2 separate regions of the Mus musculus genome follow, and region 2 is linked to region 1. A link is a loop called in an ENCODE intact Hi-C map of the cell type or tissue named here. Cell type or tissue: left cerebral cortex. All regions are shown on one strand. Links, peaks and the distances in the headings refer to the core of each region. The heading gives the core; the rest is flanking DNA. Region 1 has its middle 96 kb from the start of 1700010I02Rik. Region 2 holds the start of Stmn2 (stathmin-like 2).

Region 1 (11,554 bases), core at 2,387-7,386:
TTGTAAGCACAATTTGCTCATTCTTGACAACTTGCTATTTGATTGGCAAGTTCAATTTTACTTTCCTGAAGGACTCATTCTTTAAAAGAATGATTAAGATTAATTAGGCAATGATCTGGGCAGGCCAGCACTCTCCTCCCTGCCCTCTATTCGGATGTTGTACAATTGTTTTCACAAAGATAAAGATTTCAAAAGCTTTTCCTTGTCATCTCTGTTTCCCTTTGTATCCATGACTCATTTCTAGCAAGAGAGGTGGCCTTCAGGGAGACCAATAATCTGAATGCATTGTCAGAGCATGATACAATCTTCTATGTTTAGACAGTCACAGAGTTATGATGAGGATTTTACAATGTTATGGTGGTACAAAATGTATTCAGCAAAATTATCTTGAGTTTAGAATTTTCATTATTTCTTTTAAGCTAGACCTAATCCGCTCCTCTGTCACAGCGCTGCTTGTCTCAGTGATGCTTGGCTTCCAGGAAGCCAGTCAGTCAGAAAAGCATTGTCCATACCCTGTGCAATGTTATAGTACTTAAGGTAGGATATTTGGTGCCATATGTGTATTAAATGAATTGTTGACTTAGACTATTTTGAATTGGCGAAAAGCTTATCAGGACACAACTCCATCAGAAATGAATGAGCATGTGTGTTCATCATAGGATTCAGAGGTGGGTCCTCAGCATTTTTGCATTCTGTTGCTTTAAAAGCTATGGTATGCTTCTGGACATGTCAGCTTATAATAACCCACAAACACATGAGCAATAATAATGTAGGCATCCTTGTGGGGCTATTAATTACAGTTGTAATTAATCTAACTGGATGGAGAGTAACATGCCATAGGAAGTGCTCACTGAATCGACATGATTTCCTCTTGGAGAACTGGGCTTGAAAGCTGAACCAGATGATGGGGACGACTGCCTATTTTTGCACTTACTAAATCTGACACACGGAGGTCAAGGAAGGTGTGTATGTTTGGCTTATACTTGTCACAGCCCTGGATGTCACCCTGTTGCCAGCTTTGTCATGGCAATGCAACAGCTTTTCCAGATCTACATAAAGATAGGACATGTTTCCTCTTGAGATAACTTCCTTGTACTAACAAGAAGTGTATTTTCAAAAAGTTATGAAGGTTTCTAGAAGCAGGAAGTCCTCATGGGATAAACATTTTGAGAACACAGCCCTCTTGCTCAGTAGTCATCATCTCTCTTAGGGAGATGCTTTGAAAGAAACCCAGGGTTCATTTAAGCTCCAAGAACCCCACTGAATAATCTGCAGAGCTTTGTCAGCATTGATCAGATCAGTGAGGTGTCTCCTCACTGGTCTTTATAAGTCCTTTGTTCTACAAGTAGGTCTTCCTGGGATTGGTTGCCTGGAAGTTACTGGTTCTAAGTTATCTTGGCTTTCCATGCCTCCTGCATTATCATAAATTATAACCACTAATTTTATTGGTATAGATGAAAAACATCAGGATACAAGGACAAATTCTTAAGTCTAAATTAAATAAACAAAAAATGATAACTCACATATTATTGTTTAAGAAAAGATGAATCCTTTGCCCTGACTTTCAGATATATGTTTAATTTACTCTAGAGTTTTTGTTTTTTTTATCACGTCTTAACTGCATAATAGGTATATTTATAAAATTCCCACTTTTATTGTTAATAAATGCTTTTAATTATTCTTTCATATAATACATCTCGACCACAGCCTTCCCTTCCTCACTCTTTCAAATACCATACTCCATCTCCATTCACTGCATCTTGGTTTTCATTCAGAAAAATAATAAGACTCCCAGTGATACCAACTGAGTATGTAATAACAAGATGCAACAAAAGAAGCCACAAATCCTTAAATCCAGCATGTTCAAGGTAACCCAGGAAGAGAAAAAGTATATGAAGAAGAGGCAAAATAGTCAGAGACATCACAACTTCCAGTGTTAGAGTTTCCACTAAAACCCCAAGCTAAACAACCGCAGCATGTATGTGGAGGACTTATCACAGATCAATGAAGGCTCTATAATTGTTACTTCAGTCTCTGTGAGCCCTTATGGGTCTTGCTTGGCTGATTCTAAAAGCCATGTTTTCCTGCTGTCTTCTACCCCTCTGGATCCTATAATCCTTCCCCAGGTTCCACATAATGTTTGGTTGTGGATCTTTTCTGCATCTGCTTCCATCATCTGCAAGAGGAATTCTCTCTGTGGCCAGGCACCAGCCTGTGAAATAGAACAATGTATTAAGGAATCTTTTCACTGACTTAAAAAAAAAATGTCAGCTGTGTTTGGTTTTACACCAGGTCTCTGAGCTATCCAGCTTTTGGCTTCTGGCCATTCAGGCAATGTTGGGCACAGACTTCCTGTCTTAGCTTAGTTCTGAAGTTAGACAAGTCATTGGTTGGCCACTCCCAAAGGCTCTGAGCCAACATTGCTCTAGCTCATCTTGTAGGCAGGACAGGACAAGTATGGGTGGAAGGAATTTTGGCTGCATTGGTGTCCTAGTCCCACCAGTTACAGAAAATGGTTAATTTAAACACTGTCATTAAAAAAGGAAAAACAAAAACAAACAAACAAACAAACAAAAAGTAGGCATCCTGGCTAAGATAAACCCCATAGGCTCCAGGAAGTTTACACTGCAGTAAGTTTCCAGTTATCTCAATCTGCACTCTCTGCCTCTGTCCCTGCCTCACCTACCTGATTCTCCTCTTCCCATGCCAACTGGCACCTAGTCTAACCACAAAATATCTTATTTTCACTTCCCAGGGAGATTCATGTGTCCCATCTAGAGCCCTCTTTGTTATTTAGCCTCTTTAGGTCTATGGTTTATAGCATCATTACCCTTTACTTACCAGCTAATATCCCCTTTAAGTAAATACGTATCATGTTTGTCTACCTGGGACTGGGTCTCCTGGCTCAGGATGATTTTTTTTCTCTATTTCCATCCATTTGCCTGAAAATTTCACAATGTCATTTTTTTTCTAAGAGTCAATTGATACTTCATTGTGCAAATGAGAATATACCACGTTTTCTTTGTCCATTCTTTTTTTAAAAATATATCCTCGCATAGAATTTTTCAGATTAAACCCCTCAAGTCTATCAGAAAGTAATGACTTACTTTTTATTTGTATTTCATTTTTATTAGATATTTTCTTTATTTACATTTCAAATGTTATCCCCTGTTCTGGTTCCTCCCCCCCTCCAAAAAAAAAAAAACCAAACCTATCCCATCCACTCTCCCCCTGCTCACCAACCCACCCACTCCCACTTCCTGGTCCTGGCATTCCCCTACACTGGGGCATCGAGCATTCTCAGGACCAAAGGCCTCTCCTCCCATCGATGTCCAACAAGGCCATTCTCTGCTACATATGCAGCTGGAGCCATGGGTCCCTCCAAGTGTACTCATTGGTTGGTGGTTTAGTTCCTGGAGCTCTGGGGGTACTGGTTGGTTTATATTGTTGTTCCTCCTATGGGTTTGTACTCATTGACCAAAATAACCTTATATTCCCCCCTTATCATACCATAATTCTTTTCATATTTCAATATAAGTGAGATCATGCAATATTCTTTATGTTTGGCTCTTATAATTTAGATAATCTAGATTTCTATACATCTTATCTTGAATGTTTTTATTTCTTGCTTTGGGAACAGTTACAATCTAACTTACCTATTTAAAAAACCCCACGCACATTTCTTAACTAGAACCACCATATTTGAATAATGTATTTTGACTTGCTTTTCCTAATGAAACACAGTGTCCTTTGACAGTTTTAATACATGTATCTCATTTGCTTTGCTTGTATCTGGATATTATCCTAGGTGCTCAAAAACTTGATCGTAATTTTTTTTTCTCTAGAGGAACTCTACAAGAAAGGATGAGTCTTACATTCAAAAACATATGATCTTCCCTCAAATACTACCTGCCTTAAAGGACTTCGAGCATCTTGAACATTGAATCTGTTCTTTTATTCACCTTGCACTTTAGCTGTTAGTTCTAAGGATTGTCAGGATAGTCTGAACGCTGTACATTTTCATAGAGGGAAAATATAAAGATATGGAAAGAGAGCAAAAGGCCATAGACAAGCACTAAATAACTGAAGGTGTATCAAGATCACAAAAGAGCTCTGGACTCTGGTTCCTTCAATAGCTCTCCTGGCCACAGTTGTGCATGCCTGCAATCTTGTCATGTGAGAAACAGAAGCATAAGTATCAAGAGTTAAAGGCTATCGTTGTCTATATAGTAAGTTAGAGTCCAGGCTGGATTACATGTCATGTGACTTTATCTCTGAACACACACACACACACACACACACACACACACACACCACACACACACACGAAGAGAGAAGGAGCAAAGTCCCTGAGAAATATCAGAAATTGAGAGTCCTATTCCTATTAGCAAATCTGTAAAGCCATCACACAGCAAGTGAGCCCAAGAGTTGTCTCCCTGATCCACCAATGTATTACATATCTGGCATAAATAGGACCAAGAAAGACATGAACACTTGGTGGGGATTGGGAATAAAAGCTGAAGGTGACTGCTGTCAAGAATGGGTGTAGAGTGAACCTCCTAAGCCAACCATGTAGAAGACATCATTACAGAAGCATGAATCTAAGTCTTAAATCTCTAGTCTGTGTTCCTGCATCCAGCCTAGTAATATTTCCCACTGTGTAGTATACTGTCAGCAACAAAGGAAAGGGTCCTGGACTTACTTTCTTGTTTTTATGTCTGGTACCGTTTTTCTTAACACAGGTTCATTGTAGCATTTCTTCGTTTTCATATAACTTCAAAATGTGTTAGAACCACTTCATAGATTTCCCACTGACTATATTTAAGCTGTGCTGCTCCCGATAGCATGCTGGAAGACAACTCTTTTCCCATCTGTAAAATGATTCAGAATCACGCAGTGAAATGAGTAACTTCTGGGCAGGCATCCATGCTCAGTAAAATATTCTAGTCTCATTTACTGCATGAAATTTTTGTTGACTACAATCCCAGGGGTTGGGTAGCCCTTAGCAGTTTTGTTAAACTAGTTTGCTTTCTGTTTTTGTTTTGTCAATCTCATTGTTGTTTTCTGCTTTTTAGTGTAGTAACAAAGTACCTGAGCACAAGAGAAGAAAACATTTTTTTCCGGTCTCTCATTGTCAGAGGCTTCATTCAGTCAGGGCAAAGAGGACCTAGCTGAGCACAGCAGCTGACATAAAGATGACCAGGTTTGCAGCCCCATAGGAGGAACAATATGAACTAACCAGTAACCTAAAGTTCCCTGGGACTAAACTACCAATCAAAGAAGCAAAACAACAACAACAAAACACAAGGAGGGACTCATGGCTCTAGCTGCATATGTAGCAGAGAATGGCCTAGTCTGTAATCAATGGGAGGAGAGGCCCTTGATCCTGTGAAGGTTCTATGCCCCAGTATAGGGGAATGCCTGGGCTAGGAAGCAGGAGTGGGTTGGGGAGCAGTGGGAGCGGGGAGAGAATAGGGGATTTTTGGAGGGGAAACTAGAAAGGGAATAACATTTTAAATGTAAATAGAGAAAATATCAAGAAGAAGAAGAAGGGGAGGAGGAGGAGAAAGAAGAAGAAAGAAGGAGAAAGAAGGAGAAAGAAGGAGAAGAAGGAGAAGAAGGAGAAGAAGGAGAAGGAGGAGGAGAAGGAGAAGGAGGAGGAGAAGAAGGAGAAGAAGGAGGAAGGAGAAAGATTACCAGAAGCAAAGACAATGGGGATGATGTTAACTCTCCTTATGTTCTAAGATGTCAATAACCTCCTTATGAGCATCTGGCTGTGGTCCCACCAATATTTAGATAGATCTTCTTTCTGAATTGTTCCTGATACTATTTCCAGAGACAAACCAGAGATGTGATCTACTAAGCTAGGTAGGCAGTATTTCAATCAAGTTGACAATAAAGATTACCCACTACACACACATAATGCCTAATATTTTAAAATGGCTTCATGCTTTCTTAAAAGTCTGAAACTGTGTGCACTCTGATTTTAAGTATGATGAAGCACTTACGTTATTTTGAAAACTCCTTTTTAATCACTTTTACTATTTCTCCAGTAGGTCATATTGAGGAAGTAAATTGGACTTTTTATTATGAAGAGTGGAATCTGGAGGTTAAATGACCCTGCTCAGGAAAGCAGAAGGCACAGAGAGGCAGCAATGCCCAAGGCTTTTAAAGCCATCTATCTGCCTCACTTGACAGTGCCCTTAAATTTTTATCACTTGAACCTTGATAAATAAAACATGAGGCTTGAATTTAAGCCATCTACATGCAGTCACCCAGGTTTGCCTTTTCTTGTGTCAGTGTCTTTCAGGTCCTTGTTGATGAGACTGGGCTGATAAGTGAGAAGCCTGGCTGATGAGGATAAAGTAGTAGCCAGCTTACCCAGTGCACTTTTGAAATGAACTTATCCATGCCCTAGGCTAATTGTTCCATTATTCATTATCTGTCCAGTGAAGCAGGAAACCTTTGGATGTGTAGACTTCACTTAATTTGAATGTGGTCTTTGCTCTATGCTATGACACATTTTGCTTTCTGAATTTGCACGTTTATTTTTAATTTCAGGTTCACTTTATGAACCTCTTTCTAACAGGTTATGATTCTTCTAGCAAATGCTAGCAAACCAGTTTTTGATACTCTCCATTCAACTTTATATCTCTTTCTTGGGCCACTTTCCTTCTTTCTTTTCCTCCATCTCTCCCTCTTTTTCTCCCTCTCTTAATCCTTCCATTCCTCCCTTCCTCCTTTTTTCCTTTTTTCTTTCCCCTAAATTATTTATCCTTGATGTTTACATAAAATGTAAATATCAGATTTTACACAGATATTTAAACAAGAAGTATGTTTAGTATTCTTTTTATTTTATTCCCTATGATTTCTTAAACTTAATTGTTTATTTATTTATTTTACAAACAAGAGATTTCTTAAAAAACTTGAGTCAATCACTGGGAATTAAAATGAAACCAGCCTGTTAGGAGACCACAAATTTTCATCTTATATAGGTTGTTCATTTCAGTAATTCTCCTCATAAACAGGACATTAATAGGGACATCAGTCAAGTGGCTATTGTAGAAAGACCAGTATGACTCAGTGAGGAAGTACACATCACAGTTCCTCATGGTACCCATGTTCCATGTAAACATATCATTTGTTTTTGATGGCATTATGTTAACAAATAGATTCATTCTATTAGTCCACTAGATTACAGACACATTTGACACAGTTGCAGACTGAATGTGTCACTTTAATTATCTTGATTTGGATCCAGTGAAGACATAGTACATTAAAACCAGGATAGAGTGCAGGTAAAGTAAGCTCCTGTGTAGGCTGTAGCATTACTTGCATGCTAGGAACCCAGCCACTGGGTGTGTGGCTATGATTATTAAGCAGGAGCCTTTGCAGGAACAGTTTTGGAAAAAGAAAATACTAAGAGCAAAAATAAAATTCCAACAAATAATCCCTAATAATTGTATCAGACATGAAAAAGATTTCCTTATTAGCTGTTGATGGGGATTGCATTTATGTAAAAGTTGATGAGTCACATAACCATTAACTATCTGCCGTGGTATAATTCCATAGCTAAGATTTCCCCTATTCTCATTTTATGTGAAATGATGTTTAGATTAAATATTTTATACTTTAAATAAAATTGAAATTTTTAGATATTACATGTTTTTATGATAGTGGGTAGGATCTAAACCTCATGCCTCAGGACAAGTGAACATTGAAGATGTATTTATACATGTTTATTCTTGCCTGCTATACTTTGCCAAAGAGGTATAAATGTCTCTGCTATGAACGAGGCATTTCTTCTAGGGAAGATCCAGGCCTAGTTAATAGATTTTCATTCAGATTGCATTCTCCACTTGTGACTTACAGTAACAACAGTAATAAGATTTGTGTATTAATCTCTCTCCTCTGAATACTGGTTTTACTTATCTTTAAGATACACAGGGAGAATCTTATTAGTTGTGAGTTTATCATCAGACTAAATCAGTAGTCCTCCACCTGACCTATGGATCCACGTCAGGCCCTTATGCATGCAAGCCAAACACTCGTGGCAGCTTTCTCCCAGTCTGAAGAAACCGTGATTAAAACTATCGTCATTGAAAACATATTCACTGGTAAAGTAACTGATGGGAAATTATAGTTTATTGTTAATAAGATACATAAACTGGATGTTATTCAACAATTTTAATAGGTTTTAAAAATTTTTTACAGTTAAACTGTTTAATAATGTACTATGGGAAGAGTGACATTTCTCTGCCTTCCCAGAAGACATGCGTTAAAGAGCCAACTTTGTCCTAGATATGAAATACAATTTGCTGTGTATTGAAATTCTTAAATTTTTATGGCTTTAGATGAGTCAAACCTCTCTCTCTCTCTCTCTCTCTCTCTCTCTCTCTCTCTCTCTCTCTCTCTCATTTCTCTCTAATTAGCAAAGGATTATTTCTAGTACAGTATACTCTGATTACAATTTCCTCTTCACCAACTCTTATATGATCCTCCCTACATTCCAACCCATCCAAATATACATTTTTTTTCTGTAGAAGATAGGTCCCAGTTCTTCCTCCCAGCACCATGCTCCCAGAAATAAGACTCAGATTTAAAACATATTTAAAATACCTTGGCCATTCACTAGGCCCTTCTTTTACTAGATGATGAATAAAGATAGCACACTGATTTTAACCTACATTCCCGCACATAGCTGGTTGCCTCTGCTCAGGTACCTTGTGTCCATTTCTTTACATTTTCCCAGAACAATCTGCCACCTGATTCTATCTCAGAATTCTTTTTTCTTCTGTATTTCTCACCTCTATTTCCTGTTTAAACCATAGGTTTAGGATTTGTAGTTGACAGGTGATGCATCCATACAATACACAAGATATTCTCTCTGCACTTTCAACATATCTGAAATATAAGATATTCTAAAATTATTTGGATATCTATTATATGTACCTAAAATTAATACCTTATAAAGCACATTATAACATACATTTATTACTTCTGAATGGTTGTACACACATAATATTATTTACCTACCATTGGCAAAGATAGATGTATGTATTGATACCATAAATACTTTAGTAATACCTTAACCAATAATTTACTTTGCACATGTAATAGATATTTCCACATTTGAATTCAGATTCCCTTTGGTGGTCATTGAATGCTTATTAGAATTATCTCAAGATCCTTGGAAAATACCCATTAGTGGAGTTTTTCCTCCAGAGATTCTAAGTTAATTATTCCAAAGAAAATCTGGATTTAATAGTTTAAAAGCTCTCCATATATTTCATATGTTCCAGTTTTGAAAGCACCACAGTGGATGATGGTCACGGAGGCTGTTTGATAGCTTTCATACTTATTCCATGGTTTTCCACCAAATTATAAAAGTATACTGACGGCTTATTTCAAAAGGGCTTTTATTTATATTTATGTGTATGTGTGAGTGCCTATGGAAGCTAGGCAACTGGGTCTGATCCCCTGAGCTGAGACTATATGCAGCTGCAAGTTGCCTGGTGTGCATCCTGTAATTGAACTACAATCTCCTTAGCTCCCTTGAAAGGCCTTAAGAGATAGATACATATAATGTACTGTACCTTGGTTTTGTGTGTGTGTGTGTGTGTGTGTGTTTGTGTGTACATGCACGAGCATGCATGTGTGTGCTCCCAGATCTTGTTCAGGCATATTGGATGGCCTCGTTGTTTTCAGCTTTGTAGCAGTACCACGGACAGCACCTTCAGGGTGAGACCTAAACCTCTATATTATTTGAGTACCAGGGAGCCTGTAATCACTAAATAAGAAGAGTGAAAAGATTGCTGGCAATCCTGTCTTTCATTATTTTCAGCTTTCTATCCATGCAGCTTAGGTTTTTTCATCATTTTGTAGCAATCAGAGTGTCAAGCCCCCCAGCTCCCAGCTCCCAGCCCCAACCAAGCCATAGCCCCAGCCCACAGCCCTCAGCCCCAGCCATCATGCCCCAGTTGCCTTGTAAACATCTACAGATTCAAGTGTGAGTTCCCAAGAAAGTCATGCCAGACTCCACAAGTTACCCAGTTACTTAGTTTTATCAATGAAATCTTGTATCTCAATATCTAATTATAGACTATACAATGCAATTACTGAAGATCTTTCTTACATTATGAAATACTGAATCTCTGATTTTTTTCTTTGCATTTATTTTCATTTCATTGTCTCTAGAACAGTCACATCACATGCTAAACATCCAGTGAATATTTATTGAATTGAATTGAATTGAACTTATTAGTAAGCATACTGTGATGGATCTTTGTCTTAATTTAAAATGTAGTGACATTTCTTATCTATGTTATTTACTTTAGACACCAATGTGATGTTTATAACCAACACTAACATGTGCATGAGGTTCTTTTCCTAGCAAATAAAATGTGCTTTATGACAATAAGCTCTTTATTGCTTTCAATTATGTATAAGTTATAAGAAACACTGGTTTTCAGAAAGCAGGGGTGTTTTAGTGTGTCTACTCAAGAAACAGAAGGCAGGTTCTTATATTTTTTTTCTTCAGTTACATGTGGAATTTGGTGCATAGAGATAGAGCTAGAAAGATTCATATTGATGTGTTTGATCTTTGTTTCTTCCTACATCAGCAGCACTTGCTGAATGAAGAATGTGGAAAGTCAATATTCTATGTTAATGGAGATACATACTTTAAATAGGAAGTTCAATTTCTATTATCTCAGTCAGGCCATTGGCTTCAAATGTTCCTTATGGAACAATGGTTCTCAATTGTGTCTCTGCACCAACCTTTGATTTGAATTCTGGACCACTGTGTCAACTTCATTCTTGTTCAGCTTACTTATTCCTATTCAACAACTTAGATGTCCACTAATACCCTCTGAATTTAAATGTTCAAAACTGATAGCTTGATTCTCATCCACAATTTTCTTACCTTCCCTTGGCCCCTATAATTGATACTTCAGTAAATGGTACCATAATTCATTGAATTGAACTTAGGGCATCTGTTATATGCCTTTCTTTGTAGGTACAAAAGAGACTTTCTTTGTACCTTCTTCTTCATAATAATTTAAATTTAGTGAAAATTATTATAGAACAGAGATTAGTGACAGATACCTATAAAGTTGGCATTCTTGGAACTCAGAGAATCATGAGTATGAGGATAACCTGAGCTACACAGCAAATGCTTGAACAGCTTTGGCTATACACAGGATCATTAGCTAGTTTGGGATATATAGTGAAATCTTATATCAAAACAACAAGGACAACAAAAACAATCAAAATCCTAATTATGTTGCTACTTAGCATTTTTTTGCTACTTTGCATCTTTGGTCTTAATGAGCTGACTAAATTATGGTTATACAGTCATCCATTATTTCACTCCATTTTCTGTGGAATTTGATTCTTTTTTATTTAAACAATTTTTATTAGATATTTTCTTCATTTACAATTCAAATGCTATCCCGAAAGTCACTTATACCCTCCCCCCGCCCTGCTCCTCAACCCACCCACTCCTGCTTCCTGGCCCTGTCATTCCCCTGTACTGGGGCATATGATCTTTGCA
Region 2 (11,554 bases), core at 2,422-7,421, 460 kb before region 1:
AAGATGTTCAAACTGGTAAGAAGGACACATGCTCCACTATGTTCATAGCAGCCTTATTTATAATAGCCAGAAGCCGGAAAGAACCCAGATGCCCCTCAACAGAGGAATGGATACAGAAAATGTGGTACATTTACACAATGGAGTACTACTCAGCTATTAAAAAGAATGAATTTATGAAATTCCTAGGCAAATGGATGGACCTGGAGGGCATCATCCTGAGTGAGGTAACCCAATCACAAAGGAACTCACACAATATGTACTCACTGATAAGTGGATATTAGCCCAGAAACTTAGGATACCCAAGATATAAGATACAATTTGCTAAACGCATGAAACTCAAGAAGAATGAAGGCCAAAGTGTGGACACTTTGCCCCTTCTTAGAATTGGGAACAAAACTTTACCCATGAAAGGAGTTACAGAGACAAAGTTTGGAGCTGTGACGAAAGGATGGACCATCTAGAGACTGCCATATCCGGGAATCCATCCCATAATCAGCTTCCAAACGCTGACACCATTGCATACACTAGCAAGGTTTTGCTGAAAGGACCCAGATAGAGCTGTCTCTTGTGAGACTATGCCGGGGCCTAGCAAACACAGAAGTGGATGCTCACAGTCAGCTATTGGATCACAGGGCCCCCAATGGAGGAGCTAGAGAAAGTACCCAAGGAGCTAAAGGGATCTGCAATCCTATAGGTGGAACAACAATATGAACTAACCAGTACCCCCCCCCCCCCCCCCGCCCCCGGAGCTTGTGTCTCTAGCTGCATATGAATCAGAAGATGGCCTAGTTGGCTATCAGTGGAAAGAGCTGCCCATTGGTCGTGCAAACTTTATATGCCTCAGTACAGGGGAAAGACAGGGCCAAGAAGTGGGAGTGGGTGGGTGGGGGACTTTTGGTATAGCATTGGAAATGTAAATGAAATAAATACCCAATTAAAAAAAAGAACATTAAAAAAAAGGACGTTTGGAACAAATGAATGTTTTTTGAAATGTTTTCTCATGTAGACAGGTTATACTGTCTAATTAAAAAAAAAAAGATACTTGGTTTATGTGTATGGGTGTTTTGTATGCATGTCAGTCTGTGTTCAACCTGTGTGTCTAGTGCCTGAAGAGGCCAGAAGAGGACATTGGATCCCTCTAGTACTGGAGTTGTTAGCCTTCCTGTGGGTTCTGGGAATTGAACCTGGGTCCCCTAGGAATGCAACCAGTGCTCTTAACTGCTGAGACATCTGTTAAAAAACAAAACAAAACAAAACAAAACAAAACAAAACAAAACAAAACACAACACAACAAAACAAGCAGAACCCAAACAATTTCTAATCTTCTGGGCTTATCTGCTTTTTTTTTTCTAAAAAATTATAAAAGGAAGAATTGAAGAATTCTGATTGAAGGAGAAAGGAGAAACAATTTTTTGAGAGACAGCAGTGTGGGTTTTGTGATCTGCCACAGAGATTTTAATTGACTGCAGTAATTTTCACGTTTGCACTGTGGTAATCAGGAGGGGATAACCACAGCTGCAGCCTTGCTATCAGAGTTACAGAATGGCAATAGATATTTGTATTGGAAATAAAACAAATTGCTGCATGTTGAACTGCGTCCCGAGGCGCGTTCCTGGAGGCTGCCACCAGTCTGGTACTCCCTGATACCAGAGGTGGTGTATCCTGGTCTCAATTTTCTAAGTCAACATATCTTATCAATTAGCCCCCCCACCCCATCTCCCATGGAAGTTCGGTTTCTGTTACTAAGGAATTCAGCTGGAAAACAACTAGGTTAACTGTGAGCAATTTTATTTGATAGAAATGAAACTTTGTTACTGATGTCAATATAGAAAAATATTTTTAAAAACAAGGTAATTACTAATCAAAATTTAGTGTAGACTTCAGAATATTTGTTGTAAAATGTATTTTGGAGAAAAGATTTAAAGAGATTGCACCCAATTATGTTCATTTTGATAGAAGGACATTCGGTGGCTCACAGTGTCAACCATTTGTTGTTCCTTAGTTCTTGGACAACAGAGAAAATAGCACAGACTTTAAGACCCCAAGTATAATGGTTGCAGAAGGACGATTGTTAAGTGGGAACTTCTGAAGGCTCTGCAAATGACCCAGCAAAGAGGGAAACTCAGACAGTCTATCACTGAAACAAATCAGCCCTATTACTCACCTGCTTTATATCAAAGACAGATTTTGGAACTTATAATTTCCCCAAGGTAAACAAAATTGTAAATAAAAAACTTTGCTAAGGATTTTGCTCTGTTTTACAGCATCCATGTGCCTTCTCTCAGGCACAAATCTCAGACATGCGTAGTCCGGGTGACCAGTGCCAGGAGTGCCGAGATGCATCAATTAATAACAAATGTACACAAAATGTTATCTTTAATCATGACTAATGAAAATGGGTTATTATAAACACTGGCTTTACTGCTGCAAATGTCTCCTTGACAAATGACAGGGCCAGATTCTTTTATTAAAGATAATTAAAAAATTCTCACAAGGGAGTCAGAGCTTTCCCACAGCTCTCTCCTGCGCGTTTGCTTTTGAACTAGTAAGATAGACTTGAAATAATATATAGTCTTATTAAATGTAGATGCCTAGGCTGTATTTCTTTTAGATTTAAGTTTCTTTCATAAACTAAAGATTAAAATTAAATACCTGGGGTGGATGCAAGGATTAAAAGATGCAGTTTGTCTGCATCTAAGAACAATGATTCTTAAAGCAACACTGCAGTAAAATTGTTATTACAGAACTAACATATTCTTGTTCATGTGTTCAGTTTACATTTCTATTATCTCTAATTTTTATTTCTAAAACTTCCAGGATTAACCATTCACACACAACCTCTGCCATGCTGTCTTAGCATTGCTTTCTTAAAAATAAAACAACAGCAACAACAGTAACAGAAACAACAACAACAACAAAAACAACAACCACCAAACAAAACAAGAGATTAGCAACTATAACAATGTAAAATAGACGTTCTCAACCTATGTGTAACCATTCCCTTTAGGGGGTGGCTGCATATCGGACATCTTGCATAGCAGATATTTACATTATGATTAGTAATAGTAGCAAAATTACAGTTATAAAGTAGCAACAAAATAATTTTATGATTAGGGGTTACCACAATGTACAGTTACCACAACTGTATTAAAAGGTGGTAGCATTAGGAAGGTTGAGAACTACCAATCTAAGGGTTTCCAGCTTCCAGAGACCTGGAAAGTCCTGGAATAACCCACTGAAAACAACAAACAAAAGATAACCTTACTGCAGTTCTGGGCTGTCCCTGTAGTCTACCAACCGCCTGGGCCAATTGTTATTTGGGATCCTGGTTTTAACGCTGTCTTTGAGACATTGTGTGTTTAGTATCATTGCTGCAGGACAGAGTTTCCAGAAGTGTATCATGTCTCTGCCCTGCCACTCACTGCACAGGGAGACGGATACATGATCTTTTTAATGATATTCCTTGATGACCTATTTATTCCCCTTCTAGACCAACATCCTTAGAGGAGTAATGATGAATAATGGAGGTTCTTTATTGACTTAAGAAAGTAGCAAAATTATTTACTTATTTGGCTTAAATTAGAGTCTCACAGTATAGCCCCGGTTGACCTTGAACCTAAAACCCTCCTACCTTTAGGTCTTGAGTGATGGGATTTGCAGGCATGAGCCACCACCATACCAAACCTAATCTGTTTTCCAAAATAGGGTCATACCTAGTGAATTCCTTATAACCCAGTGAATGCTTAATATTTTTTCATGCAACATCTAGGATTAAATGCTCTGTTGGAATAATTTGGTAAGTACTATCTATGCACATACACTAACTTCAGTATGATTTTAACCTGTTTTCCTTTCTTCCCCATATGGAGTTAAGTGTCTAGTAATTTGTGCATTATCCTGCATCTAAAAGGTTCTGGTTTTAACTTCTGTTCTGTGTATCATTTGTAAGTGACAGTAATATCATATTATATATTATCCCTTCTTTTTTATTTAACAATTTTTTCTGGATATTTTCTTCATTTACATTTCAAATGCTATCCTGAAAGTCCCCTATTTTTCTTAACTGAGTCACAGACCCACCCACCCACACACATATTCACAGAGCCAGGCTTATTTCTCCCACCATTTTCCTCAAAGGCCTTCTGTTGAGTCCTGTAATATAAATATATTTTAAACAATCTAATTAAGAGAGAGTGATGGCACAGAATACATATCCTCAGAGGAATCAAATCCCTATGCATATGAGTTTGGAAGTGAAATATTCTGTAATCCATTGCCACAGATTTAAAAGTCAGGACAGTGGAACTTCCTCTGAGGGGCACATGCTCATCATCAGTGGAACTTCCTCTGAGGGGCACATGCTCATCAGGACAGTGGACTTCCTCTGAGGGGCACATGCTCATCATCGCTCTATTTTAACAGTGGTAACTTGATGGCTGGAATTGGCATCAGGGTGCAGGTTGTCAGAGTTGAAGGCGCCTCTTCCCTCAGTCATACCTCAGAGAATCTAAACTGCAATGAGAACTGAACTAGAGTTTGAGAAACATATTTACATGATAGTATTAAACACCTTAAAGGTAAATTATAGTTTTGTAAAGTATATAAAAAATAATTTCCCTTCTATTGAACATTGAAACGATTTTCTTTGATAATCATTACAATTAATTTATACTCATATATTTCTTTTTCTTTAAAATTGGTATCAGTTATTTACTATACTAGTAAAACTCCTGAAGGTTTTAAGGCCATTTTCTGTCATTTCCCAACAATTATCAAGTATAATTGTATATATTTATAAATATGTCATATATAAATCATAACTGTTGAACATGCACAACAATTGGATGGAAATCCCATTAGATTTGGTTTGAAAAGGTATCCTTAGGGAAGATGGAGAGCAGCTGCTGCCAGGCTGGCCACACCTCCTCAGGACCACGTTTTCCTGCCTGCTTCACTCACTTTTTGTTTTGTTTTTTGCAGTTTCCTTTAAGGGTGGAGCTTCTGACATTAGAGCTGTTCCTAGCATGGGGCATATTTAAATAAATGAATCAGTAAACAATGGTTTTAATTTATGTCTTTACTTACAAATTAAAACATCTGTTTCTAAATAATTTTGCTATTACTACTGACATTTTCTACCATTTATGTACCATACAACCCCAGAAGTAACATAAATGATATAATAATTATGCTGTAATGGAACTGGAAAAAAGATCATGAGGGACTAATTATCGGGGCTCTGCCAACTTGTAGATTGCAATCTCTCATCCCACTGTAGATATGTGCATGCCCTTCTCATTCACAAGAGCAAAGCATGGCATTATTCTATTAAATCAACAATCGAATGATTCCAATAAAAGAAAACTTTTTATTTTATTTTATTTATTTATTTTTAGCAGTTAGCGTTTGTAGCCTGGTTAAAATCAATCATAGAGACATTGATTGCCCTCTAGTGGTGTGAAAAGTTAGTGCAGACTCCATGGTCTCCCAATTGCAAGAACTAGGAGGCAAATAGCTTCGGTTCTGGAAGCATTTGGGTTTGAGTGTTTTCTGTGGATCAGACATTCATACAATGTTACAGATTACATCGTAACAACAGTGCGTGTTTTTCCACAAACACAAGCAAACAAACAAAAAACCTGGTGGGAAGCTGCTTCGGATTAACTATCCCTGTGGGGCTGACCACACCCAGGTCTGGGTTTGTGCAGCTAGCTGCCACATGCTTTGAGACCAATTTTATTTAGCCTTTCACAAACAACTAGCTACTGGAGTGACACGAACATACATTTTATCTCAGTTAAGGGAATAAAAGCATCCATGGACAGAATAACAGCAATTTCCCTAAAGATGTACTATATTTATCATTGAAAAGACAATATGGATTCATCTTCTATTTTATAGTTAGTCATCTGGGTTTTATGCAAAAATCTTGCTTGATAGATATAAAATCAACTCAGAACCAAGTAACTATTTTGATTCTAAGTTACAAAAGGAAACTATTTTATTATGTGAACCAGCATCCCGAGAGGGCATGTTCTGAGTCTACATAAAATGGAACTTCTTGCAGCATTTTTTTAAACTGACAGATATTTGATGAAAGGCATATCGTGCCAAATGACCTAATGTTTATTTTTCCAAATTACTATTTATCCATAAGCGATTAAAATTTTAAATAAAAAGTAATGGTAACATTTAAATGCCAGAAGTGAAATCCTATAGAAAAAAAAATGTCTAATGAAGAAGCAATGGCTCTCATAAAAAATAAACAACCCACAAATCTGTTTGTAAGTAAGTCAGTGCAAAACTGCTAGGAATTTTGATGAAACAGAGGTCTAGAATTTAATTTTTCAATCTACAACGAATCGAATCTTAACGGTCATTTAAAAACATGCTTTTCCTCATAGATTTTTAACATGTGCAGGCAAACACCACAGATTCAATGATAGACATCATTGTTCCAGAGCCTGACGATGTGCTTCACAGGGCAGAACCCTGCTTACTGCCACCCACTCTACGAGTATGACTTAGATATTTGTAATTGATTATCAAGCTCCGTTTATTTCTTTATTTCCCCCCTGAAATCCTGGTAAAATCTTCTATTTTTTATTTCTAATTGTTTATGCTTTAGTTTATACTGTGCCCCCATTTGAGAAGATAATGGGCGGTACAATATGTACTTAGAGCAAACATGCTGAATACATAGATTGTTTAATGAATCAGGAGAAAAAGCACTGTCCTTGCAGATTAATTGATTACCCTTTGCAATGGGATGCTTTAAAAAAAACAAAACCCAAAACGGCACCCTTTTCACTGCGGAGGTAATGTCTCTTCTCACTTTCACAAGTGCGGTCTAATTATGGCAGAAGGGACCTTGGCACCTGTCATCTGTGGGGTGGGAGTTTCATTGGTTGGTGGTCACCATTTTACGATCCGTTTTTCTGGGTAGAATTGAGACTGTATCAAAAAGCACTTGGAAGAGGAATTTTTGGGGGGAAACAATAAAAAATGCGTGCATAAACGTATGTATGTATGTATGTATGTATGTATGTATGTATGTATGTATGTATGTGTTGTATCCTCTTGTGGAGGGGCATAACATCTCAGTTATATATAATTTTTGCCCATTGAAACAAAAACAATTCTCTGTGGAGAATTTCCCAGCGATCATCTGGTGCATAGGCTGTCCTTAGCAAGTACCAGCGCACACATCCCACCCACAAGAACATACAACACAGCAACGGGAAGTCAAAATGCATCTGCTTTATAGAAACTGAAATGGACAGAAGCAGATAGAATTGTTTTGTGGTTGTGTATGGGAAGAGGATGGAGGTTGGCAAAGATGATCAGGAAGATTAGTGGCAAGGGGTTAATCGGTACCAAAAGGGACCAGCATACTTTTTGAACAAATGAGACTTAAGAGGAGATAAGTGAGTCTTGGACTAATAATCATGATGATTTCTAAGGAATCACAATTCTGGTCACAAGGAGTAACTAGCCAGTCGTCTGCAGCTGAAACCTCTCCGTGGGACAGACAGAGCAGGAAAATCTCCCCAAACCCCATCAGAACCCTTCTGGACAAGCGACTTGATAGCAAATTGTGGCAACCGAGAGTAGCTCAGGACACTGCGCAGAACCCTCTCCTGGGATACTCTGTGGGGGCGAGAGCCCAGTTCCGAGAGGAAGGCGAGAGCTGCAGGGCTGGCCCGGGTCCACGCGCGATCGCCACGTGCTTGCTCCCCAAGCTCACTGGCTTTGGTTGTAGCAACGAGGGGTGGGGTCGAGCCACGCCCCATTGGAGGACCCTCAGTGGGGTCTCTATCCCAGAACACAAGGCCATGGGCTTGGGCTTGGGAAAAAGGTCCTTGGATTCTGCATGGGCAAGGACACCTTCCCGAACCACAGGGAAGGGGGTCACCTCTGTGGTCCAGGGGCCCAGCAGGGCGCGGCTGCGTCTTTGTGCGGCCAGGCTTGGCTCGCCTTTCTGCACAGCCTCTATCCGCTGGGAGGGGCTTAGTCCTGCGACCCTGAGCCTGGGCAGATGTGTGCACACCCTGAGGGGTTTGGGGCTGTTCTGGAAGGCGGGGCTAGAAAGAGGGGTGCCCGGACTGCAGACTGTTCAGCAGCCCCACCCAAGTTCGTGGGAGCCAGCCTGGAGCCTGAGTCTTCAGGGCTCCGCAGACAGGGTGGGGCAGGGCAGGGTGGAGCCAGTCCATATCCTTTTTCCTGCTCTGCATCAGTAGCTCGATCTAGTGTGTGTGTGTGTGTGTGTGTGTGTGTGTGTGTGTGTGTGTGTGTGGTTCTAGCCGCTTCCCCAGTGCAGGCCCCTCCCAGGCTGTCTACCCTAGGGAAACAAGCACAGGACCTTTTCGGAACGATGGCACTGGATCTAGACTGGACTCTATTGCGGTTTTACAGATTTGGCTCCGTCTGACCCACAAAATTGAAATTGCACGAGGCTCATCTTAAAGACCTTGACCTCTTTTGCTTTATGTCACCCTTACACATCTTTATCTGTATTATTTTCTGTATACCCTTCTAGGTTCCCTAATTGCCCCCTCCCCTCCCCCCGAAATGACCCAAGGAGTTCAGAATAGCTCCCCCACCCCCTGCTTCTTTCCCTTTTTTGATTTTTTTTTTGCCACTATGTTTAAATATCCTATTTAATGTGGTTCTGAAAAATATGTTAACGAAGAACAATGAGGCCAGGGTGGAGCGGCTGAGGTTAGCGGTCAGGTCAGGCACGCAGGCTGCTAATGAGTGAGTGGGGCGTGGCGGGGCTCTGCCGTTCCCGCAGGGTTGGGTTTTTCAGTGTTGTGCTGAGCTCCCCATTAGGCCCCCATTCTACTGAGGGTGTGGAGCTGGGTCCGGGTGGGGACAGCTTGACTCTGCACAGGGTGGGGCTGTCCGCATAGTATGCCCAGCGCTGCAGGTGCCCCCCCCCACACTCCCACCATTGCTTCACACACAAAGAAACCCCACCCCGGCGCCTTGGGAAGCCAGGTCCCTTTACCCCTCCCTGCCGCGCACGCTCTCCCGCCCCTGCAGCTGCCCACCCGCGCCCTCCACGCCCTCCTCCTGTTTCCCCTCCCTCTTCCTAAAACAAAGGAGCTAAGGTCCTACCCCACCCCTCCGGCCGCCTTACCTCCCCGCACCGCGCCCCAAGACTAGTGGTTTTTCCAAGATAGACAATACCATTAAATGTGCCCACTCCCCTCCCCCGTTCCCACTCCTCTCTCAAACCTCCAGGATGGGACCGCTTTGACTTTGCATTTTCTCTTTTATTCCAACATCACTCCCTTCCTGTCCCTATTATCTTTTTAAACTACAGAATAAATATAGGACGTTCAAAACCACTTTCCGAAATGTCCCTTCACCTCACTAAAGGCAAATCGTTAAGGTAGCCCCCTCCCCTCTGATGGACACTTTAGTTTTAAATATGGAAGCAGAATAAAATTCCTACCCATTGGAGGAAAACTTACCTGCTTCTATCTTTTAAAAAGAAACCATTTACTTTAGTTTTTCAAAGACACCCTTCCCCCTTTGGTCTCTTAGAGCTCCCTCCAACCTTTCCCGGTTCCTGTCATGAATGTCTTTCCCTTTATAAAATATCTTTTAATGTCTTTAGAGATCCGAGAGAGAAAGGGAGAGATTGGCTCCAGATAGAGCCCGTGGGGAGCAAAACGCGATTCTTACCCATTGCTGTTTTAGCCATTGTAGGGATGTGCACGCACGGAGTGGTGGCGAAGGCAAAGGAGAAGGGTCCAGCTGTAGCCGCGGAGAGAGCGAGAGAGGAGTCTGAGTAAGGCACTGAGTCTGCAGAGTGGGACCGTGCTAGAGAAAGAGCAAGAGGCAGGAGCCCATGAATAATTATCACGCAGAAGCTCAAGCAGATTGGCTCTCAGGGTCCCCTGACATGACTCCCGCAGAGTGAGAATCTCCAAGCATTAAATATTGATCGGCCAATGGTGCTGGAGTACAAAGTACCAGAATGCAGTTTGAAATGGAAATCAGTCCTTGTCTGGAAGCTCCCCCCCATTTTGGAGCCCAATAGTACAGTCCAAGTGGAGTGGTGCCTTAGCCTGGAAGCCTCCTTGGAGCTAAGGACTGGGCTGTGCTTACCTGTACCCAGGAGGCTATACTTTGCTCAAACATGTGTCATTGCATAGATTGGCACAGAGAAGGAATAGACTCAGGGGCCTGAGAACCCACCCCAGTGTGCTGAGTTTTGGAAAAATCTGTTTAAAGCTTGTGTTACCAGTGTTTCTTATTTTCTCTTTTACCTTTGGCCCTGCCCTTGGTGAATCCTGGCCTCCCTAATATATGATGGAATTCCCAAACCAACCCATGTCTGGCTGTGGTGGCAGCTCAGAAATGGCCTGGGCTACTGGTCTTTCTTTCTAGCATAGCTGGGCTCCAGAGTGCATGATCTCAGGAGGGTCTTATAACAGAGGGAGGGTGGCTGTCTTTTCCTCCCTTTAGCATAGAGGAGAGGACTGTTGGCTACCTGGGCAGAGATGTAAGTTCCATCTAAGGACATGATGCAAGAAAGCACACGAACTTGGACAAGGAGTGATTTTTCCTGCATTCACAGTCAGATTAAGCACTATGAAGTGCAATGAACTTTGAAACATTATAAACAAGGTATTCACTCATTCACTCATTCATTCGTTCACTTCAAAAAACATTTAGCAAATGTCCATTCTTTCTCAATTCCTATATTTTCTGAGCATGTGCAGAGCACTGGAGACACAGCATCAGGGATACTTTTTGGACCTGTGTTCATGGAACTTTTGATGTGCAGGATTGAACTCTACTGTACTGACATTGTATCAGCCTAAACTCATGTAGGAATTGTGGTTGAGATTTAAAAATAGCAAGAAAGAGATACTTCCATCTCAGAGATGAAAAAAAATAAAAAAAAGAACATCGTTGCAGTGTGAACATGAATGAAACACTCTTTAACTTTAAAGGTATCAAAAATTAAGATTTTGCCCATTGGTAAATTGTTTGGTAGTTACTAGGTTACACTTAAAAAAAAATTTTTTTTTTAAGTATCCTGAACAGAAAAGCAGAAGCGCTGTCCGTGGTGCTGAAATGGCTCTGCACTTCCGGTTACTTTGTAAAGCGTCTTCACACTCTGGATGACTTGCTGACTGGCAGGAAGCTACTGGGATGGGAGCATTCCTGACCTGCTGAATCACAGGGAAAAAAAAAATAAAATGAAGATCAATACAATTATTTCTTGAGCAGGAAGATGAGAAATTATTTCTGTCATCGAACAGGTCCATGACTATGATGCAGATAGAGTACTGTAGGAAATTGGCAGGGTTTGGAAAAAAAATGATCATTTTTTTTCTTTCCCCAAAGTCATTTCCCAGTATAAATGTGAGAGCTTCTTCCTTCTCTGAAGGCTAGTTAGCAACCAGAAGATGAGGAATCTTCAGCATGCCTGCGTGAGTAATATCCCCCCACCCCCATTCTACCCAGGCTGTGTGCCATCTGTATACACTCTTCAACCTCCTTGGAGGATGGGACCCTCAGCCATGACATAATG

Evidence for each region. Peaks named below come from ENCODE experiments on the same cell type or tissue, not always from the same donor. Only the 100,000 strongest peaks of a DNase experiment are listed, where the experiment ranks them.
Region 2: a loop joins it to region 1, with 4 times the contacts of the local background. A loop is called at or near these places in 2 of 42 quality-filtered maps.

What each region holds. Positions count from the first base shown.
Region 1 is chr3:8,044,708-8,056,261 of GRCm38, reverse strand. No RefSeq gene overlaps it. Among named protein-coding and RNA genes, the nearest start is that of 1700010I02Rik, 96 kb to the right of the region's middle. In left cerebral cortex, for the core only: no CTCF peak of the experiment used is centred there; a DNase peak (open chromatin) is centred at 4,897; H3K27ac peaks cover 255 bases.
Region 2 is chr3:8,507,770-8,519,323 of GRCm38, reverse strand. Stmn2 (stathmin-like 2) reads right to left here and starts at 9,797. Exons shown (of 5, transcript NM_025285.2): 1 at 9,694-9,797. The coding sequence starts at 9,712. In left cerebral cortex, for the core only: a CTCF peak has its summit at 5,452 (motif pointing left); DNase peaks (open chromatin) are centred at 4,119, 5,487 and 7,269; H3K4me3 peaks cover 1,880 bases; H3K27ac peaks cover 1,751 bases.